2 separate regions of the Homo sapiens genome follow, and region 1 is linked to region 2. A link is a contact called in ENCODE Hi-C data. All regions are on one chromosome and are shown on one strand. Each heading gives the region's core, a stretch centred on a gene start or an enhancer-like site at or near the end of the contact. The rest is flanking DNA. Distances are from core to core; before and after follow the strand shown. Region 1 overlaps BTBD9 (BTB domain containing 9). Region 2 overlaps BTBD9 (BTB domain containing 9).

Region 1 (2,700 bases), core at 22-2,521, 120 kb after region 2:
GGTTCTCTTCCGTGACCCACAGCTTCTAATAGAGCTATAACACTCACTGCATGGCCCAAGATTCCATTTCTTGGAATCCATGAGGCCAAGAACCCCAGGTCAGAGAACACGAGGCTTGCCACCATCTCGGAAGCAGCTTGCCACCATCTTGGAAGCTCTGTGAGCAAGGAACCCTGGTAACAGTATCATGTCTAGACAAAGAGAGAGACCATCCAGCCTCCAGTGTCCCCTGAAATGTCTCAGTGAAGCTTCAATTCCCCATCTCCCCAGATTCCCAGGTAGCGATTCTACGTTCTGTATCCTACATCCTAGGCCTGTAGGACCTCTCTGCCCTCCACAGCACCCTGATACCCATGTCCATTCTCCTGGACAAATAACCAAGAAACCACTGTACCTCTATCCCTTTATGGCAGTGCAGTTCAGCCATAGCTGAATATTAAAATCATCTGAGGAGCTTTAAAAAAAAAAAAAAAGCTGATGCCATGCTGAGTATGGTGGCTCCCACCTATAATCTCAGCTATTCAGGAGGCTCAGGCAGGAGGATTGCTTGAGCCCAGGAGTTTGAGACCAGCCTGGGCAACACAGCAAGACCTCCATTTCGAAAAAGGAAAAGAAAAAAGAAATACCGATAGCAGATGCACCCCAGACCAATTTCATTAGGTTCTCTGTGAGGTGAGCTCTAGGCACTGGGCTTTTGTAAAAGCTCCCCAAATGATTCCAGTGCACAGCTGGAGCTGAGAAAAGTACGCACCAGGGAGCTGGAGCAACCATATACTGCATGGGCTAGCCATGCACAGAAAAGATGCCTCCCTAGAAAGGAAAAGAGGAAATCCCTGCAGCTAGAAATGCTGGAGTTTTGTTTTTCTAACCTGTGTGTCAAAGTATTTGTGTGTGTGCTTATCAGTGAACCAAAAAGATTAAATTATAGTGGTCTCAAAAAACACCCCTGTCAACAATCAAGATAATTATAGGTAATGGAGAACTAACAAAAAGAAGAGAAAATCCACAAAGATCTGTTTCCACTGCATAAAATAAATATGAATTGCATTCTCTTAGGTCAACCATTCTCTACTTGACTAATTATAATGCAGCACAATAACGATGAGGTATGTTATTACCTGTACTGTGTTAACTAGAGTAAGTTTTATTTGATTGCAAGATTAAACTGTTCCTGTATGCTTAACCTTCATAGTTAGTTACTCCTGAACAGTGTAATGTTTGAGGGAACATTGCTCCTGGGCACTAGAAGTGTTAATGTTCAACATTTGCATAAGTCAAGGTACTTTTCTATATTTGCATAAAAAGAGGTAAGCAGGCCCCTTCAAAGGAATGAGGAACAAAGAGCAGCTACTCTGAGGGCTGAAAGTTCTAGGAAGGGAGCTTTTTGGGTGAGGGGGATAACAGTGGGGCAGAACAGGCACCAAAGATTAACGAGATATATCCCTGACATTTGAACATCAAAGGTGCTTCATGAAGGACCTTTTAAAAGGGGACTGAGAAGTTTGAAGTGGTCACTCATGCTTCTTCAGGAGTTGGGCCCTTGAAAGGAAAAGCAGCATTGCAATAGAATAGCACCCTGGTTGAATTGACCACTCCCATCTTTAGGCCCCCAAAAACCTTTGTACACAACTCTATGTTAGCATGTTAGCACTTGCTCTATTAATGCCCCACCCCCACCCACTCCCAACTAAAACTACGTTCTCTGTTGCCCAGGCTGAAGTGAGTGGCATGATCGCGGCTCACTGCAGCCTCGAACTCCTGGGCTCGAGTGATCCGTATTAAAGCATTTTTTTGGCACACTCTATAAGGTCCTTGAAGACACAGGGTCCATGACTTGTTTCTCTTTGTTTTCTCATGCATTCCCAACACCAAGAACAGTGTTTGATACAAAGCTCTCAAAAATGAGTAAATGAATGAACCAATGAATGGTTCCCAAACAACTGTTAAATAATACAGCTTATTCAGGCATTGGAATGATTTTTCGTTTTTTCTTTTTTTTTTTTTTTGAGATGGAGTCTCACTCTGTTGCCCAGGCTGGAGTGCAGTGGCGCGATCTCGGCTCACTGCAAACTCTGCCTCCCGGATTCACGCCATTCTCCTGCCTCAGCCTCCCGAGTAGCTGGGACTACAGGCGCCCACCACGCCCGGCTAATTTTTTGTATGTTTAGTAGAGACGGGGTTTCACCGTGTTAGCCAGTATGGTCTTGATCTCCTGAACTCGTGATCTGCCTGCCTTGGCTTCCCAAAGTGCTGGGATTACAGGCGTGAGCCACTGCGCCCGGCCCCAGAATGATTTTTCATTTGACTCTGTCATCTACTGCATTAGTTCTTTCCACTTGCCTATTATATTTTCTTCTAGGTTTCTGGTCAGGAGAGAGCCAAGAGCAAAATCCAGTGATACCCCATTAGATACTTCATGGGCATCACTGATTCAAGAACCAACAACTGGGCTGGGCATGGTGGCTCACGCCTGTAATCCCAGCACTTTGGGAGGCTGAGGCAGACGGATCACTTGAGGTCAGGAGTTCAAGACCAGCCTGGCCAACATAGTGAGACCCTGTCTCTACTAAAAATACAAAAATTAGCTAGGCGTGGTGGCAGGCACCTGTAATCCCAGCTACTCGGGAGGCTGAGGCAGGAGAATCGCTTGAACCCAGGAGGCGGAGATTGCAGTGAGCCGAGATCGCACCATCGCACTCC
Region 2 (2,808 bases), core at 19-2,518:
TACAAAGCACCAGGGGTGGCCAACGACTTGCCTCTAAATTTAATTCAGGAGTAATAAATTTTTTAAAAGGCAGTATTACTTCAGTAGGACATGACCTGAGGGCCACCTGTACCAGCTATATTTAAAGATAAGACTGACATGTTATTTAACTGTCTCCAGAGATCACTTTTGAGAGGTGGAGGAAAAAGACCCACTTGAAGCAGATTTTGTAAAAGGAAATAACACTTAGCAGTTACAGAGGACTGTCATCTTCAAACACTGTGCTCTGCTGGGCTTTATTCAATGTTTCCCTGGCTGTTTTCATTACAAAATTGTTTTCTAACAGCACAGTGGTTCATGCAGCAAGCAAATGGTTAATAATCTCTGAGTAGATCATTCTCTATTGCCAAGATTTTCATAGAGATACAAAGATTTCCTGTTTAAGAAGATAACTATTAGCTTAAGGTCCTACCTAGAGGTCTTCCCACAGACCTATCACTTCTTTTTTTAAAGGAGGAAACACACCAGTGGCCTAGCCCCAGGCCTACACAGGAATTTGTTGCTGATCAGGCAAGCTTCTAACCCAACTGTAATCCAACCTTCTGTCAAATTATTCAAGAGGAAAAAATATCCACAGCTGTTCTGTCTTAACAGCTGTAAAAGAACAATAGCTAATTAGAGAACAAGCCCATCTTTCTTGGAAACTATCAAAAAGCTGTAAAAATGTATTCTACAACACAGGCACTTAGTTATATTAATGCCTAGTTTTATCTATCAGGTTAAGAAAATCACTTTTCAATCATATATTACATCACCAAAGAAAAACCATGGGTTATATATAGCATACAATTTTTAAGCTTTTCCTTTCCCAAAGTTTCCCCCACCTGCTTCTGTGAGAAGGCTGCTTCTGAACACACTTCCAGAGAATTCAGTCCTGACCACCTCTCCATACCTGTGGGTGAAGCCCATGGGTGGAAAACAGGCTATGCCTTTTGAAAACTGGAGCCCCTTTCCCCTAATCGATTTTTCCTTCTTTCTTTGCTATTTTGTCTGTTTAATTAGCATTAATCCAGTATTCTGATCTTTCCTGTTCTAGCTCCAATTTTTACATTAGCAAGGTTGCCCAAATCACATCTTATCTTAAGATTATAAGGGCTCCAAAAATCATGCTGAGTCCATTTTAGCCAGTGATAAGAAGAGGTTAAAACTTCCCTAAACTTCAGATGTGTTCCCCTCCACCTTTTGCCCCTCAAACACATGCAAATTTTATGAAGCTATAGCTCTAAACACTTCAGAGGAAGTGGCCTGCTTTCTAGAAGATAAGAAATCAGAGATGGTTATCCCCAGGGACAGAAGTGAGGTGATGTGGCAACAGTAGATCTCAAACATACAAGTTCACCAGGATCAGTGAATTTTCTCTCTCTCCTCACACTGGGGCCTTTGAATGAAAGCACTTTCCAAAAATAACTGTATGGTTTACTCTCTTATGTGCAGTTTGACAATCCTGTAGTTTAAATGCTAGAGGTTTTAGCTGAGAAAATCAATTCAAAGGCCTTAAAGAATCAAGCATCAGATGTTAGCAGTAATAACCACTGCAGTATATCAAAGAGGGATTCACTCTGAAGGTGAGGCCTTGAAATTGAGGACAGAGGCATTTCCAGGTATAAAGAAAAAAGATAAACCAACCATCCAATTCTGTGTTTGAACTAACAGGCAATATCTCTATTTTTTTCTTTCCTCCGGACATAACTTGTCAGGGAAGAGACTTTACATCTGCACTGTAAACATAACGTGATTTATACAAACACAGGAGAAGGAATAACCAACATACAAATAGTCACTTAAACTGGTTTTGCAAGTTTTCAAAATGATTTCTCAAAAAATTAAGAAGTTTTAATATAAAGGGCATCTTTTTCTGTGAGTAGTATCATAAGTTTCACATGAATTTATTTTTCCTTCTTCCCTAAAAGATGTTCAAATTGTTGCAGGATTGCTACTTAAAATCAACAGAGTTTTGTTTTGTTTCTGTTTTTTTGAAGCAGGGTCTCACTCTGTTGCCCAGGCGGGAGTGCAGTGGCATGATCACGGCTCACTGCAGCCTCGACCTCTCACAGGATGAGGTGATCCTCCCACCTCAGCCTCTGGAGTAGCTGGGACTACAGGTATGTGCCACCAAGCCTGGCTTATTTATTTATTTATTTATTTTTTGTATTTTTTGTAGAGATGGGATTTTGCTATATTGCCCAGGCTGGTCTCAAACTCCTGAGCTCAAGCATTTCTCTTGCCTCAGCCCCCCAAAGTGCTGGGATTACAGGCCTGAGCCACTGCGCCTGGGCCAACAGAGTTATTTTTGTACCACACTACGAGTTTAAAGGGTCGTCAGGTCACAACAGGTTTGTGACTCAAGTCAGAGATGTCACCACAGCTTGGGGAATATTTCTCATTCACATTGAACAGAGAACAAAAGACATGCAAAAGGTTGTTTAAAAAGCCCACAAAAAGGCCAGGTGCAGTGGCTCATGCCTGTAATCCCAGCACTTTGGGAGGCTGAAGCAGGTGGATCACCTGAGGTCAGGAGTTCGAGACCAGCCTGGCCAACATGGTGAAACCCTGTCTCTACTAAAAATACAAAAATTAGCTGGGCGTGGTGGTGGGCGCCTATAATCCCAGCTACTTGGAAGGCTGAGGCAGGAGAATTGCTTAACCCAGGAGGCAGAGGTTGCAGTGAGCCGAGATCATACCATTGCACTCTGGCCTTGGTGACGGAGTGAGATTCCATCTCCCAAATAAACAAACAAACAAACAAACAAAAAAACCACGAAAAAGTGG

What was found. A loop is a pair of places that touch in the nucleus more often than their neighbours do. Pooled maps may share reads with other maps.
Region 1: a loop to region 2 is called in a pooled map, with 3 times the contacts of the local background. The contact joins two enhancer-like sites. A Hi-C loop is called at or near these places in 7 of 37 single-sample maps with no recorded cell type and 5 of 50 pooled maps.

Annotation. Positions count from the first base shown.
Region 1 is chr6:38,426,725-38,429,424 of GRCh38, forward strand. The region is part of intron 6 of BTBD9 (BTB domain containing 9); the gene reads right to left. Among named protein-coding and RNA genes, the nearest start is that of BTBD9-AS1, 54 kb to the right of the region's middle. Within about 2 kb of position 1,272, at least 2 of the 41 ENCODE cell types and tissues checked have a DNase peak (open chromatin) inside an H3K27ac peak, as active enhancers do.
Region 2 is chr6:38,306,608-38,309,415 of GRCh38, forward strand. All of the region lies in intron 7 of BTBD9 (BTB domain containing 9), which reads right to left. Among named protein-coding and RNA genes, the nearest start is that of BTBD9-AS1, 170 kb to the right of the region's middle. Within about 2 kb of position 1,269, at least 2 of the 41 ENCODE cell types and tissues checked have a DNase peak (open chromatin) inside an H3K27ac peak, as active enhancers do.